Regions from separate parts of the Homo sapiens genome. Here region 1 is linked to region 2. The links are chromatin loops, found by intact Hi-C in ENCODE. Cell type or tissue: gastrocnemius medialis. All regions are shown on one strand.

The links. Hi-C counts contacts between places; a loop is a spot of excess contacts. Peaks named below come from ENCODE experiments on the same cell type or tissue, not always from the same donor. Only the 100,000 strongest peaks of a DNase experiment are listed, where the experiment ranks them.
Region 1: it touches region 2 in a loop (8-fold over the local background); 2 of 110 quality-filtered maps call a loop at or near these places.

What each region holds. Positions count from the first base shown.
Region 1 is chrX:18,694,773-18,702,772 of GRCh38, forward strand. It overlaps a transcript of PPEF1 not described here. Among named protein-coding and RNA genes, the nearest start is that of PPEF1-AS1, 6.1 kb to the left of the region's middle. In gastrocnemius medialis, no CTCF peak of the experiment used is centred here; DNase peaks (open chromatin) are centred at 4,394 and 4,711; H3K27ac peaks cover 600 bases.
Region 2 is chrX:18,829,573-18,837,572 of GRCh38, forward strand. It overlaps LOC124905254 (a long non-coding RNA gene), which reads left to right and starts at 2,553. Exons shown (of 2, transcript XR_007068404.1): 1 at 2,553-2,600; 2 at 3,538-6,175. It also overlaps the pseudogene BLOC1S6P1. RefSeq lists an enhancer at 3,443-4,366. In gastrocnemius medialis, no CTCF peak of the experiment used is centred here; DNase peaks (open chromatin) are centred at 3,619 and 4,009; H3K4me3 peaks cover 1,002 bases; H3K27ac peaks cover 2,577 bases.

The DNA.
Region 1 (8,000 bases), 130 kb before region 2:
ATAGTGGTATCTCATGGTTTTAATTTTAATTTCTGCTTCCTTGAATCTGGCCTGGAGGAACTGGAGGGAACAAAAGGTAAACTCACTGTCAGTTCAGTGGTACTTCAAACTCTGATCTGTTTCCTTCATCTGCCGTCTGTTATTTACTTTTCAGAGTCCTCATGTTACTTGTTTATTGCTGTGGGACAGATTACCAAAAAATCTAGTGGCTTAAAACAACACATGTTTATGATCTTACAGTTTCTGTGGGGCAGAAACCCAGGCGTGGCTTACCTGGGCCCTCTACGTCAGCATCTGTCGTGAGCTGCTGCACACAATGTGTTGACTGGGCTGCTGTCATCTGAAGGTTTGACTGGGGAGGGATCCACTTCCAAGCCCGTATGGTTGTTGACAAGAGTCAGTTCCTCATGGTCTGTTTGACTGAGGGCCTTAGTTCCTTGCTGGCTTTTGGCTAGAGACTTCCCCCAGTCCTTTGCCACTTGGGCTTCTCCCACATGGCAGCTTACTTCATTGAAAGCACAAAAGCTGTGAAGATAATAGGGTCTGCTAGCAAGACAGAAAATCACAGTCTTTTATAACCTAGTCATAGAAGTGACATCCCAATACCATTGCCATGCTCAATTGATTAGAAGCAAGTTTCTGGGTCCAGCCTATGCTGAAGAGAAGGGATGAACACAGTGGTGTGAATTGACCAGGAGGAAGGGATCATTGGGGGCAGCTTAGAGTCTGTCTGCCACAGTCCTCAAATAGCTGTTTCATGGATTCTGTCCAGGTTTTATAGCTTTGTCCCATGAGAGAGAAAGAGTAGAGTGGGTAAAATGTCCCTTTTCCATCTTACCCAGACCAGAACCTTCTGTGAAGCTTTTTGATTTGATTTATGAACATTCAGGGTTAATTTAAGGAATTTCTTTAAACTCAAGCCATCGAGGACCAAGCTAGGGTTAGATTAAGCAGTGGTCCGAATTAAAATTCTGATATCTATTAATCTATTTATTAAATCACAACCAAGGAAAGCTCAACTTTTGTATCTAAGATGGAGCCTTTCGAAAGCTGAATTTCCCCACCTTAAAACGTGATGGCTGTTTTAGCCTGTCATTGTGGCTGCTCACCAGGTGACCCCAATAGAAACATCTGGCAAGCACTGACTTTTATGAATTTCTTCCATCTGATAGTGACTCATAACCCACTTTTAATTTCTTTTAATGACTTCCTAATGACTTGCCAGATCTGGCCTCTCTTTTCTCCTAGTTAATGTGATTTTTCAGTACCCAGAATTCACCCTTGAAAATATGCTTGATCCTTTCTCTATTTAAGTGAAAAATTACTTGGTATTCCTTTCTTCTCTTCACAAGGGAGCAGGATCTTTAAATTAGAGTCCTTCGATTTTTTTTTTCTTTTGAGACAAGGTCTTCCTCTGTTGCCTAGGCTGGAGTATAGTGGCTCTATCATGGCTTACTGCAGCCTCGATCTTGCAGGCTCAAGTGATCCTCCTGCCTCAGCCTCCCAAGTAGCTGTGAGAACAGGCATGTCCCACCACACCCAGCTAATTTTTTTTTTTTTTTTAGTAGAGAGGTCTTGCTATGTTGCCCAGGCTGGTCTCCAGCTCATCAGCTCAAGCAATCCTCCTTGCTCAGCCTCCCAAAGTGCTGGGATTACAGGTATGAGCCACTGCCCCCAGCCTTTTTGAACTTTTTTCATCATGGACCCCTCACAGTAAGTTTCGTGAGAATGGACCAAGCATATTTATTTATTTACAGCTAATACTGCTGAACTCATTTATTGTGTACATGATCAAATATACATGGAAATAGAAAAGTTAACAAGAATAAGAAAATAGATAAAAATATGAGTTCTGATGTTTTGCTTTCTGCTCTCCAGCAGATCTCTGTGCATGTGCTGTGGGGAAGCTACCCCAGTTTTGGAGACTACTAGGGGTTAGGAAGTGGTGATTGGGTGTGATTGCTTGCCAGTGGCCCCAGCATCAGGAGGCTAGCTCAGAGTCAGAAGAGCTGGGAGGCCAGCCCTGTCTGAGCTTCCCCCCTTTGGTGCTACGGGGCTTCGAGGTATCAGGAGCCACAAGCAGACACCTTAAGTACCCACCATCAAATAGATCTGCACATGCCGCTGTTTTCTTAGTCTCCTCTCCAGTCCAGCTGCTTCACCTCAATTCTAGCATACTCCTCAGGGTATGTCATGATCAATAATGGGAGCTGCCCATTAGAACTACTTTGCCTTGGCAGAAATTGGAACTGTGGCCAGCTCCAGGAAGCTTGTGAAATAGGAGAGGCTTGCCTACAAATCCCTCTCTCCCTTGAGAGGTAGCCAGGCTTCTCCATTCCCCTCTGTCTTTCCATAGTTTGCTATTGCCATGGACTAACTAAATGTCCTGGGTTGGGATCCCTCAGAAGCAGAGCCTGAGATAAACATTTGAGAGCAAGTTTATTTGGAAGGCAGGAGCAAAGAAAGTACAGCAGTGGGGAAGTGAGAAAGGAAGGGAAGGCAATCAAGAGAGATTAAGTCCAGCCTGAAGAGGTGGAGAGGGCAGCCATTTTTCAATCTTAACATCCGGGCACCTTTATGTAATTGCAGCATTATCATTAGGAAAGAAGTTCATTTTGATTTCTAGTTCCCCTCTCCCATTTCACACCCTAGTTAAGTACTGTAGAATATGCATAGCTATGAGAACCCCCTCTTCCCACCTCTTTTCCTCTGGCTGATGCCTAGTCAGTCATCAGGTCTCGGCCCGTGCATCACTTCTAGGAAGCCTTCCGTCATCCCCCTTTCTGAGATAGGGCTCTTTCTCTGCGCCCCTGGAGTGTCTCGTACCTGTTTTATTAGATATTTTATCATACCATATTGCTTTCATTTATTCATGTAATAGATATTTATTATGTGCCTGGCACTGTTTTAAGAACCTAGTATGTATATTTCAATATCCAATCATGTGTATTTTTTTTTCTCTGCCATTTGTGTCTCTGTCCCTCAGTAGCACCTGCTACATAGGAGGTGCTTGCCACATAGGAGGTTTAAAACTGTTAACATCACTCTGCCCATCATTTTTTCTTTTTTCAGGCTGGGAGAACACATCCCTGGTCAGCTGTAGGAAAGCCAGAGAGCATTTGAGAAGAGGCTGAAGCTTGAATTTTGCAAACACACAAGGTGCTGACTGAGGCAGTAGAGTGTAATGATTATAATAAGCAGGGGTTCTAGAGCCAAAGTGCCCGGGTTCAACTCCCAGTTCCACCCCTCATTTGCTGTTTGACTTTAGGCCACAATTCCTAATGGGTGAAGAGGGATCGTAATAGTATATACCTCAGAGGATGGTGTGTGGATTAAATAAGATTAACATATGTAAAATTTAAAAGTACCTAGAACATGGTCAGTGCTCAATAGATATTATCATTATTGTGATTTATTCACTTACATCAGTGTTGGTTCATTTAACAGTTGGAGGCTGACCATAAGACCCCTTTGGTGCTCACAGTAACATTTCAGTGTTCTTTCTACAATGGAAAAATACAATGAAGTTATTCATTCAAAGCAAATTCTGAGTTTTCAACAAATCACATAAAGGGCACAGCCAATCCAATTCGTGGTCCAGGAGCTGGCCATTAAAATAACAACCTAAATCATGAGTTTTTTTTCCCTGCTTTCCTTTCTTTCTGTGGTTAAACAAATATTTGGTGAGTACCTCTTTTGCATTCAGTAATGAGTAGGTTTAAAACTGAGGGTGTGGCCAGTCGCAGTGGCTCACACCTGTAATCCCAGCACTTTGGGAGGTCAAGGCAGATCACCTGAGGCTAGGAGTTTGACACTAGCATGGCCAACATGGTGAAACCTCGTCTGTACTAAAAATACAAAAATTAGCTGGGTGTGGTGGTGTACACCTGTAATCCCAGCTCCTCGGGAGGCTGAGGCAGGAGAATCGCTTAAGCCTGGCAGGCAGAGGTTGCAGTGAGCCCAGAATGCACCACTACACAGCCTGGGTGACAGAGTGAGACTCTGTCTTAAAAATAAGAAAACACACACACAACTGGGGATGCCAAGAGGAATGAAACAGATCCTTTCCCTTTAGGATTTCACATGTAAAAGGGCAAATTACAGCACACTTTGAGCAGCTCTATAATTGGACGCACACATGGCTTTGAGAGCCAGAAGACAGAGTGACTAATTCCCCTTTGGTGATTCAGGAAAGGCTTCACACAGAGGAGGTGACATTGGAACAACTGTATCTAGACATAGCCATAATTTAATGGCTGAGGATTGAATAGGCATTTGGTTGGGAGAGCCAGCTGTATAGCTACATTGTCCACTATTTTTTTTGGAGCCTGAGTAATTATGCTATCATTTACAATTTGTGTAGCAGCCTCATCAGGTCCTACTCTTGGCGTCCCCACCATGGAAACCTGAGTGGTCGTATTGCCTCATAATGAGGCCCTCTGGTGATGTTAATATACTAATAGGACAGAAGCCCAGAGCCACCTTGCCAGTTATTTTTCAAGTAACTCCATCCGATTAAATGGCAAACTAGGTAACCACTTTACTAGATCTCCCGTGGCTCTCAATTGCAGAAAGGAATCGAGCTAAAGAGCAGCTTGGGTGGGGTTATGAAATGTTTATGGCTGGAGTCCTGTAAATTTTAGCTGGCAAAGCCTAAGACCAGTAAGCTTGAAAACACGTATGCTGTGTCACCAGCTAGGAAGAGTTTGCCAGGGAAACTGCTGGCAGCGCGGCCGCGATCAGTATAAGACTCTGTGAACAAGAAGACCACCACTAGATTGCCTCGAACATAGCAGAACTGTGGCTGCTGGCATCCATTACTGCCATGGGCACTTTGAATTTTCAAGTATGTCTTTCTCCTCCCCTAAACTCAGCAAGATTACAGGCCAACTTTCCTTTCCCTTTCTGCTGATGAAGGGAGGTCATTCTCCCTTCACAGGTAGGTTCTCCAATAAGGAGCTACTGAACAGCTGGTGGAGTATAAATGTCTTATGACCCAGTGGCTGCTCCCTCAAACCCACACCTTTCTAGAACCAAGGAAAAATGTTTAGTTTTTCCACTTCTCTTAATTGTACCAGGTTAATGTAACGTTTTCTAAAAATTATCCTCAGTTTACCTAAAGAGTGCTTTTCTGCTCTTATTTACTGAAATTCTCTTTTCTATTTTGTATTGATGGCAGATTATGCACACAATAGCGTGGTCCTGCCCATGCGGAGCCTGGTCCCTTTGGAAGCAGTCACGTGGCCGCTGACTTTGCAGCCCATTACTTGAGTGCATCTCCAGGCCAGGAACAGAGCAGGGCTGGGGCAGAGAGCTGTGCTCACGGCCAGTGCATTGTCTCCCAGATTCGTGGCTCTGGGCTTGCCTTCCCGGCTGAAAGGCAAAGCAGCCTGGCCCTGTTCTAGTTATTTCTTTGTGTATATATGTTTGTTTATTTATTTAAGCAAGAGCTCTCTCTGCAGAGTGGGGTGTGTGTGTGTGTGTGTGTGTGTGTGTGTGTGTGTGTGTGTTTGTGTGGGGTGCTTCAGAGAGGGCTGAAATTGTACCTCTTTTCTTTCAGCCCTCTGCATTTCCCCAGAGAGAAGGTTTTTTTCTCGTCTTCATTTCCTTTGAAACACCTGGGGTGAGGAAAAACCTCTACATTGGCCAAGCAGAAGAAACAGGTAATATGTTTGTTTATTCTTAGGCATTTGGGGCAAGCAGAAGTCTACATCATAAACATATATCGTGTGGCAATGGAACAGGGAATGTGTACTCCTTGGAGTATATCTTACTGCTTTGCAATTTCTCGGAATGATTGTTCTCAAAAATGCTGGTTGTAAATCAGTTGCCATCAGTTGAAGAAGACGTACAGATGACTTGGCAATCTGAAGGATTGTGGCCTATTTCAAATGAACTTGATATTTGGAAAATCTCCACAGTCACTTGGATTGAGAGCCAGAAAATGAGGGAAGGGGTCCTTTGAGAAACCCTTCTAGGTCCCCTCAGGGAGTATTCTCCAAACTCCACTGCACACCTTCATATTTAGAAATCTTCCTTTAGTTCCCTTGGCGTCTTGTCGTCTTAGAGGTTTCTAGCTATCTGTAAGAATGGAACCAGAATTCCTTACAGTGTTCAAAATTCTCTTTAGTGATTTAGTTCGTATGCGAACTGATCAGATTGGATCCTGAAACCAAGGCATAGCCTTTTAGTGGGCAGACATTTTTGTTCTTTAATGATTAAACAGAGCGAGTCTTCAGTTCTGCCACTAATCAGCTACGCCAGGGAGTGTGTTATTTGAGTCTCAGTTTTGTTCATCTGTAACATGGTGATGACGATACTACCTTGAAAGTTTGCTGTGACAGTGAACTGAAATAATAGAAATATAAAGCACCCACTATGCTGGGTAAATAGTAGTCCCTTAATAAATAGTAGTGATTTTAGCTACTATTATGATTACTGGTATAGCATTCTTTCCGATCTTAGACCTCTCAAGGGAAAAGAGCCCATTGCTTTGCGACTCTTAAATTATACCAGAACCTGTAGGTACCCAAAGGGTTTAGTCTTTGGGAAGCCCCAGACAAAGCATTCTGAAGAAAGAGACTTGAACAAACACAGTGGGTTCCCACCCATGCATGGCCCCTCCTAACTCATCAGCTAAAAACAGTTGGTCTTTGTTCAAGCTAGTTTTTTCCCACCACTCAGTCCTCAGTACAAGTCAGTAAGATATGCATTATTATCACTGTTTTCTTATGAGGAAACTGAGGTACAGGGGAATTAATGACTAAGAGTTCAAACTCCTGTTGTCTGACTTCTAAACCCAAGGCTCCACTGGGCCAGCATTAGGCAGTTAGGAACAATAGTTCTTGAGATGCTTTACTTCAAAAGGGCCCCTTGCTAGGCTCTTTGGGAAATAGTGGTCAGCTCTTTCTGAGAGATTCACAATGTATGTTCATATATTAAAGGCTCTGAGAAGTCCTGCAGTAAAGAAACCTGTCCAGCTCTACATCCCCTGAACTTATTATGTAATAGTGGGACCTTTATTTTGGCCTTAGTCCTAGAATAATAAACCACATAGAACTATTCTTCCACAAACACACTTTGGAAAACCTGGCACCAGGCCACGCTGTTTCCTGATTACAATCATGTCTGATATACCAGCAGACACTTTCAAACACCTTCTGGTGGTCAGTATAGTTTCCTCCCTTTTCTTATCCTCTCATGTGGCGAGACCCAGGAAGAATCACCAGCTTGGTCTTACAGACCTCCCCTTACTCATTTAAGACCCCAGACATAAGTAATTGCTCCACTGTTCTACTGGAAAGGTAGTGATGGAAGGGAACTCTCTGGCACGGGCTGCCAGGGACTCCTCTGCCTCACCCTATGCCTCTGCATTATATTTAGGCCACAGACATCAGGCTATAAAACCTCTGTGGCAATGAATACCAAGCAGAATGCAATAGGGTGAGCCTGATGAGGCATCTGTTCCTCATGCTAGCACAATCTACGGGGGAAGAATTACACCTGCCTGCTTCACTCCCACTGTGGTGGTCGGGGGTGGGGGTAGAGGGTGTTGGTATCAGTTGAATGACTATGGGTTCCAGGTTTTCAGGACTAGAGCTAAAGCCAATTTCTTGCTAAAGCCAACATCTCTAGGAAAAGCTGAATTCTAGCATAGGAAACTACGAAACTGACATCTAGAATGCCAGAGAGGGTCGTGTCAGGGTGGCTGAGCCAAGGTGTGGAAGTTGGATAGAGATGAGCTTAGAAATCAGACCACCTTAAGAATGAACAAGAACAACTCGGGGAGGCTGGGCTAGTGGTTGGAGGGTGCTTGGTGGCGAACGTTAGTTTGTCCCCACGGCCTGTCTTTTGTACTTTCCTTGTATTTTCAGCATTGGAAGTGAAAGATTAGCATGAAAAAAATGGAAAATTATCAGTTCCACCCAGTCACCCCCAACACACACACAGTAAAAACCTTTTAGCGGAAGGCTTTCCTTTTGCAAATTATAAGTGAGTGC
Region 2 (8,000 bases):
AACCAACCAAAAGGTTGGGAGTTGCCAAGAATATGGCTAGACAGAAATGTGGGTTGCACCTTATTTGTGACTAGCATACTGACTGTTATGTCTAAATCTTTCTTTCTTTTGGCTGTCTTTGGTATTCTGGATTTTGATCTAGAAAGATTAATAAGAAACATAATGGACACCCCAAGTTCTAATGCATGCAAATATAGTCCCCCTTTAGGGACTCCAGACAGCTATGTATTCAAACATTATGGTCCATTCTTGTGCACGTTTTTAAACCTATGGGCAGATTATACCAAAGACTTGGCCAGGCACGGTGGTTCACGCCTGTAATCCCAGCACTGTGGGAGGCCGAGACAGGTGGATCACTTGAGGTTAAGAGTTTGAGACCAGCCTGACCAACATGGTGAAACCCTGTCTCTACTAAAAATACAAAATTAGCCCAACATGGTGGTGCACACCTGTAATCCCAGGTACTCGGGAGGCTGAGGCAGGAGAATCACTTGAACCCAGGAGGCAGAGGTTGCAGTGAGCCAAGGTCACACCATTGCACTCCAGCCTGGGCAACAAGAGTGAAACTCCATCTCAAAAAAAACAAAAACAAAAAAAGATTATACCAAGGACCATTTGGAGTTCCAGTGGTCTTTATGTGGACTGTTCAAGCCTCCCAAGGTTGTTTTTATTCTTTTATTTTTTTTATTTTTATTTTTTGAGAGGGAGTCTCGCCCTGTCTCCCAGGCTGGAGTGCAATGGTGCAATCTCGGCTCACTGCAACCTCTGCCTCCCGGGTTCAAGCAATTCTCCTGCCTCAGCTTCCCGAGTAGCTAGGATTACAGGCGCGCACCACCACGCCTGGCTGATTTGCATCTTTAGTAGAGACGGAGTTTCACCATGTTGGCCAGGCTGGTCTCGAACTCCTGACCTCGTGATCCACTCGCCTCAGCCTCCCAAACTGCTGGGATTACAGGCGTGAGCCACCACGCCCAACCTCTTTTTATTCTTAGAACTAAATTAGCAGACTGTAGCTATAGGGTTAAAGTCTGAATGGGATGTATATAATTGATTAGCATGTAGAGGCTTCTAAGCTCTCTTTCTCTCTGTCCTCCCCTGCCTACTTAGAATCTGCTGACATTTTTGCTTGGTTACCTGCCCAGGATTCCAAAATAGCCTTTTTAAAAGCTTCATTGCAAAGAGCTAATGAAAGGCTAGAAATGGAAGATATCCCCCACACCAAGGATGGTAAAACTGATGTAACTCCTACTGCTCCTCTCTATCCTACTTTGCCTGAATATTTAGTCTATTAATACTCTGTCTGAATTGCCCTTCTTCTGTGAAAAAAAAAAAAAAAAAAAAAAAAAAAAAAAACAGTTAAACAGTTTCCTTGTAGCATAAAACCATCTGAAAATTCAGGAGACAATCCTGGAGTGATTTACATTGCCTGGATAAAAACAGCTCAGGGCCATAGGTTAAAAATTTTGCAAACCCAGGGAAGACCTTTAATCTGAAGAATTCACAGTGTGTTTTTTTTTTTTTTGAGACGTAGTCTTGCTCTTGTCACTCAGGCTAGAGTGCAGTGGCGCAGTCTCGGCTCACGGCAACCTCCGCCTCCCAGGTTCAAGCAATTCTCCTGACTCAACCTCCTAAGTAGCTGGGATTACAGGCACCCACCACCATGCCCGGCCAATTTTTGTACTTTTAGTAGAGACAGGGTTTTGCCATTTAGACCAAGCTAGTCTCGAACTCCTGACCTCAAATGATTTGCCCACCTCAGCCTCCCAAAGTGCTGAGATTACAGGCGTGAGCCACCATGCCCAGCCAGAATTCACAGTCTTAATTATAACTTAAGATCCCGGGATGGGGGCCGGGCGCGGGGCTCAAGCCTGTAATCCCAGCACTTTGGGAGGCCGAGGCGGGTGGATCACGAGGTCAGGAGATCGAGACCATCCTGGCTAACATGGTGAAACCCGTCTGTACTAAAAATACAAAAAAAAAAAAAAAAAAAAAAGCCGGGTGTGGTGGCGGGCGCCTGTAGTCCCAGCAACTCAGGAGGCTGAGGCAGGAGAATGGCGTGAACCCGGGAGGCAGAGCTTGCAGTGAGCCAAGATGGCGCCACTGCACTCCATCCTGGGCGACAGAGCAAGACTCTGTCTCAAAAAAAAAAAAAAAAAAACAAAAGATGCCGGGATACCTGATCTACACCAACTAATTTACATGTTGGTGGGATCTGGAAAGCCCAAAAATAGATGAAAGAGGCAGAATGGTATTTTCCTAAGAGTTATATTAGTGACCTGACAAGCCCCACCTGGTCCATTTACGGGTCAGACAAACCCTGAAAGATTGCAAATGACCTTAGGAAAGCTATTTCCAAAGTATTTCAGCTCTATGGCAACCAACAACCTAGAATGACTTGTGGGCCTGCCCCAGGGCATTCCAATAAGCAACCCCTAAAACTGCGGTTTCGAAAAACTAGTTGTCATTTGTGCAAATGATCAAAACATTGAAAAAGGGACTGCTCCCAAAGAACTTGAGAGAAGCCCTTAAAAACAAGCTGCCTACCTCTGATCATCTCTATGTTAACCACCAAGACTGACAGGCCTCCGAAGACAGCTCTGGTAAGTTTCTACTGGTTAGTTTTTGCCCTGTTTGTTAAAAAGCTCTGCCCTGAAGGCAATGATCTAAGTAAGGAACAGGATTTTGAAATTCTTTCTAAGAGAAATTTATATCTGTAAAGGAAATCTCCATTTGTAAGGCTATCTCCCTCTCTGCACCTAAACCATTAGAAACTTTTACAATGAGAAAGGCACTGGCTTAAAAGCTTGCATATCAACGTTTACCTTTGTTTAAGTTGCTTTTCCTGTCCATCTTTTTTTTTTTCTGAGATGGAGTCTTGCTCAGTCGCCCAGGCTGGAGTGCGGTGGCGTGATCTTGGCTCACTGCAAGCTCTGCCTCCCGGGTTGGTTCACCCCATTGTCCTGCCTCAGCCTCCCCAGTAGCTGGGACTACAGGTGCCGGCCACCATGCCCGGCTAATTGTTTTTGTATTTTTAGTAAAGACGGGGTTTCACAGTATTAGCCAGGATAGTCTCGATCTCCTGACCTCGTGTTCCGCCCACCTCGGACTCCCAAAGTGCTGGGATTACAGGAGTGAGCCACCGCGCCCGACCGGGCAAATGAATCTTAATGAAAGCAATAAGATCTGCTTCTTTCTGTGTGTATGTTTGTATATCTATGTGTTATGTGTATCTGATATTTTCATACCAAAATATATAAAAGAGCTCTATTTAATTGGCTTAAAGAAAAAGTGTTTAAAGTCATTAATTATAAAGCAAGCATATTTTTCCCCTAAATTTACTAGTCAAACAAGCTTATTACCTCTTAGATGTATAATAAAGCTATAAAGCCAACCAAAGAGCAAAATACATGAAAAAAAAAAAAATCTTGATACCTATCAGTCATGGTGATACAGAAGGGCTGGGCTCCTGGCTAAACCCAACCCATAAGCCTGGAACCTTGGCCCTAAGTGAAAACAGCTGACCCCGTTTTTTTCCAGCCAAATGTTGCCGTTTTTGGCCTGCCCTGCCCCTATCCTTTGCCGATGAAAGACTTCAGCTGGCAGAGCAACACAAGTGGCTGAATGTCAAGGATACAAGCAGCTGAGTGGTGAGCAGAGAAGCAGTGCGCGTCAGAGACTATGGATAGACACGGCTAACTTCAGGCGGTGCGGCTTCGGAGAGGAGCCCAGCCAGAGACGGCCGGGCTTCAGGGAAAGATCACCCTCCCATCCCCTTTCCAGCCTCCCTTTCTGCTGAGAGCCACCCACCGCTCAATAAAGTCTGCATTCATCACCTTTCTAACAGTTCATCGGACATGAACCCAGGTTCTGAGAGGGCAGGGTTTGCCACCCTGACCCTCCACTGACCTGGTTGGCACTTGGCCATCCCCGGATGGCAGAACTGAAAGAGCATTGGTCGTAACATGCTTGGACGCTGCTGCAGGGCCCACAAGAGCCTGCTCCCACCAGAGAAGAGTGACCAGTCGGTCCCAGGATTCATTTGCTCTGGTTCCTGCACTCACTCGCTTGCACGCTCCCTCCTGCCAAGAGTAGCCAGTGCGGGCTGAGTGGAATGAGCTACTCCAGTTTCCGCCCACGAAGGAGTTCAAGAGAACTAACCCGTCCCAATAGGAAAGGGAAAAAAAGCAGAGTGGAAGAACCATGTTTAACCTATTAATCTTTTTGCTTCTGTAATACTTATAGTTTCCTGATTTTTTTGAAAAATAACTTGAGGTGATGGCTAGCTTTGCTTAATGAACAACTCAAGCATAATTGTTAAAAATGAGTAAATTAGGTGTATGTAAATGGTATACAAATTGATAAATGAACTTTTCAGTTTTGAAAACCTTTTACCGTAACTTAAAGTCCTGTTATGATTAAGTAATATTCATGAACTGTCTGAGTCATTTCCAATTAAGTTAGAATACTGAAACATTAATTTGAACGTAACTTTAAATTTATTTTTGGCTTCTTAAATTTTATAGAAAGACTAAATATGGCTGGGTGCAGTGGCTCATGCCTGTAATCCCAGCACTTTGGGAGGCCGAGGTGGGCGGATCACGAGGTCAGGAGTTCCAGATCAGCCTGGACAACATGGTGAAACCCCGTCTCTACTAAAAATACAAAAATTTGCTGGGCGCGGTGGTGGGCTTCTGTAATCCCAGCTACTCAGAGGCTGAGGCAGGAGAATTGCTTGAACCCAGGAGGTGGAGGTTGCAGTGAGATCGCGCCACTGCACTCCAGCCTGGGTGACAGAGCAAGACTCTGTCTCAAAAAATAAGATAAAATAAAGACTGAATATATTTTAGTCTATTTAAAGAAAAGCTATGGAAAAATAAATATATTTTGGTCTGTTAATATGAAAAATTGTACTTTGAGAAAGTGCATATTTCTAGAAATTATGAAACTTAATTTATAGAATACTGATTCACAATTGCTAAGGATTAAAAATTCCAATAATAAAACTACTATAAAGGAATTCTGTATGCAAACTAAAGAAAGTAAGATGTGTTTTGGTGAGGAAAAAATAGAAGGATACTTTTTTCTTAAAAAGAATAATTTTGTCTAATTTGGAGGTTATTTAAAAGTTGTTTCAAAATAAGGATTTTGGAAGGAAATAGAAATGAGGTAGGGAGGAACCAGTAAGAGGGATGTCAAGAAAGTTACAAGTATGAAAACGTATGTTTGGCTTAAAAAAAAGTTGAAAAGAGAAAAAGTAATTTTTTTTTTGTATGAGGAAGAATTTGTGTTGTCAAAATGATAAGGGAAAAAGGAAAGTAAATTTTTGTCATAAAGTAGAATGATTGGTTGTTCCAATATGAAAAAGAAGGAAGTATAGAACAAAACTGAAGGTTTAAGCAAGTTGTACAAGATTTGAGCAAGTTCTAAGAGATCTGAGCAAGTTGTAGGTGTGTAGGAGATGAATCCTATGAAAAGAATTTTGTAGGCCAGGCGAGGTGGCTCACACTTGTAATCCCAGCACTTTGGGAGGCCGAGGTGGACGGATCACTTGAGGTCAGGAGTTCGAGACCAGCCTGGCCAACATGGCAGAACCACGTCTCTGCTAAAAATAAAAAAATTAGCTGGGTGTGGTGGTGCATGCCTGTAATCCCAGCTACTCGGGAGGCTGAGGCAGGAGAATCACTTGAACCCGGGAGGCAGAGGCTGCAGTGAGCCGCAACTGCGCCATTGCACTCCAGCCTGGGTGACACAGCAAGACCCTGTCTCAAAAAAAAAGAATTTTGTATGTGATCAAGTTGGCAAAAATTGGAAGGGAATTATTTATAGGGTTTTCTAAAAATTAAGCTTTGAGATCAAAAGTACACTAATACAAAACTAAAATTTAGTCCCCTATGTTAAAACAAGGTTTTCTTAGAGTATTCATCTTTTTTTTTTTTCCGGAGACCTTTTTTTGTATTAAATGTGTAAACAGTAGTCCTCATTTTACAAATTCAAAATCAGACAAATGTATGAGGGTGTATAATTGGTATATTTATAAACTGTATCACCCAAAAAACCACTGCGATCACAATCTATATTACATTCAACGTTTGCGTATTTACATGATACTTACTGCAAAGTAAATACAAAATGAACTCCCATCATCTTAGTTCAGAACACAGGTGATATAATTTCAGAACAAAGGCAGTTTTTTCAACAACAACAACAACAAAAAAACAGAAGTCTCCCAAGTACCAATTCGCTATTTTGTGGAAAAATACAGAAAGACTAATTATGAGTTCCATTCAGGTTTAGTCAGTAAGATATGTTGTTTGTTTTTTTTAGAGACAGGGTCTCACTCTGTCATCTGGGCTGGAGTGCAGTGGTGCAATTATAGCTCACTGCAGCCTCGAACTCCTGGGCTCAATGAGTCCTCCCACCTCAGCCTCCTAAAGCACTGGGATTACATACATGAGATACCACACTCAGTCTAGTAAGATATGTTTTTGTTATTGAAATACAGCTAAAGTTATAGATTTTAATCACCAAGATAACAGTACTTCTGGTTTATAATCGACCTTAAGATAGTGGATACTAATATATATACATTTTGACATTTTTTTAAAAAGTCTTCAAAACTTAATACAATTCTGAAAGTATATGTACCTTGCCATCCGTTCAATAAACATGATTTATTTTTATACAGGTCACAAAATTTCAATTAACTAGAATTCTATATCTATTGCCTGCCTGCTAGGTTTCAGTCTTAAGTCTGACTATATCAAAAACAGCAGTTCAGAATTTATTTCATAAAATTAATCCCAAAAGTTACTGGGTAGCTTTTAAAGTATTTTATTGTTTATAATACAACTCACTAGATAGTCTATACCGGTGGCTCCTGACATCAGAATTATCTGGGGAGCTCTTTAAAAAATACATGGGATCCACATCATAGCTAATTACACTAAAAGAATTGAGAATGTCTGTATTTTTTAATGTTCCCAGGTGATAATGCTGTGCAGCCTAGTGTGGGAAACCCTGACCTACCACTGAGCCTGTGGTTCTCAATTTTTCAGGTGCATTGGAATCACTGGGGGAAACTTTAAAAACTAAAAGCAAGGCAAAACAAAAAACCAGATGTGCTTCAGTAGATTGAGAGTAGTGTGCAGGAACCAGCATCTGAAACAACCATTGCAGTTGGTCCAAAATGACCCAGAAACACTGCACCCCCTCTGTCAGATATCACATTACAATGAGTACATTCAGCAATTTAGGTGACATTGTCCTGCAAGCCCTAATGAATCCTGCCCTAGGCAGTTTTAGCAAGTGTTTGAGGGCACCACTCAGCCTTTTCAAAGAAAATATATTTATACTCTTAAATATTAGGTCAAAGTCAACTGAATTGTGAGATCATCATTCATTAAAGAAGACAAATGCCCTTTCAAACAATTTAAACTTTTTTTTTTTTTTTTTTGAGACAGAGTCTTGCTCTGTCACCCAGGCCGGACGCCAATGGTGCCGTTTCAGCTCACTGCAACCTCCGCCTCCCGGGTTCAAGCAATTCTTCTGCCTCAGCCTCCCAAGTAGCTGGGACTACAGGTGCGTGCCACCACACCTGGCTAATTTTTGTATTTTTGGTAGAGATAGGGTTTCACTATGTTGGCCAGGCTAGTTTCGAACTCCTGACCTCATGATCTGCCCACCTCGGCCTCCCAAAGTGCTGGGATTACAGGCATGAGCCACCGTGCCTGGCCACAATTTAAACTTTTAAACAAACCAGTTCTTAGCCCTGAACTTAAATCCAATGCTTTCTCCATCATTAGCCTGATACGTGATCAGAGGTAGTGATTCCAGCTTACCAAAAATATAATGTGGATTATGGAAGATACACATTCATACACTTTTACAGGCTCTGCACAGTCCCTATGTAATAGAGATTGGAGACCAGTTGGATATTAAATAATACTGTAAAACAGTAAATAATACACTCTTGATTTTAAACAATGAAACCTCATAATATT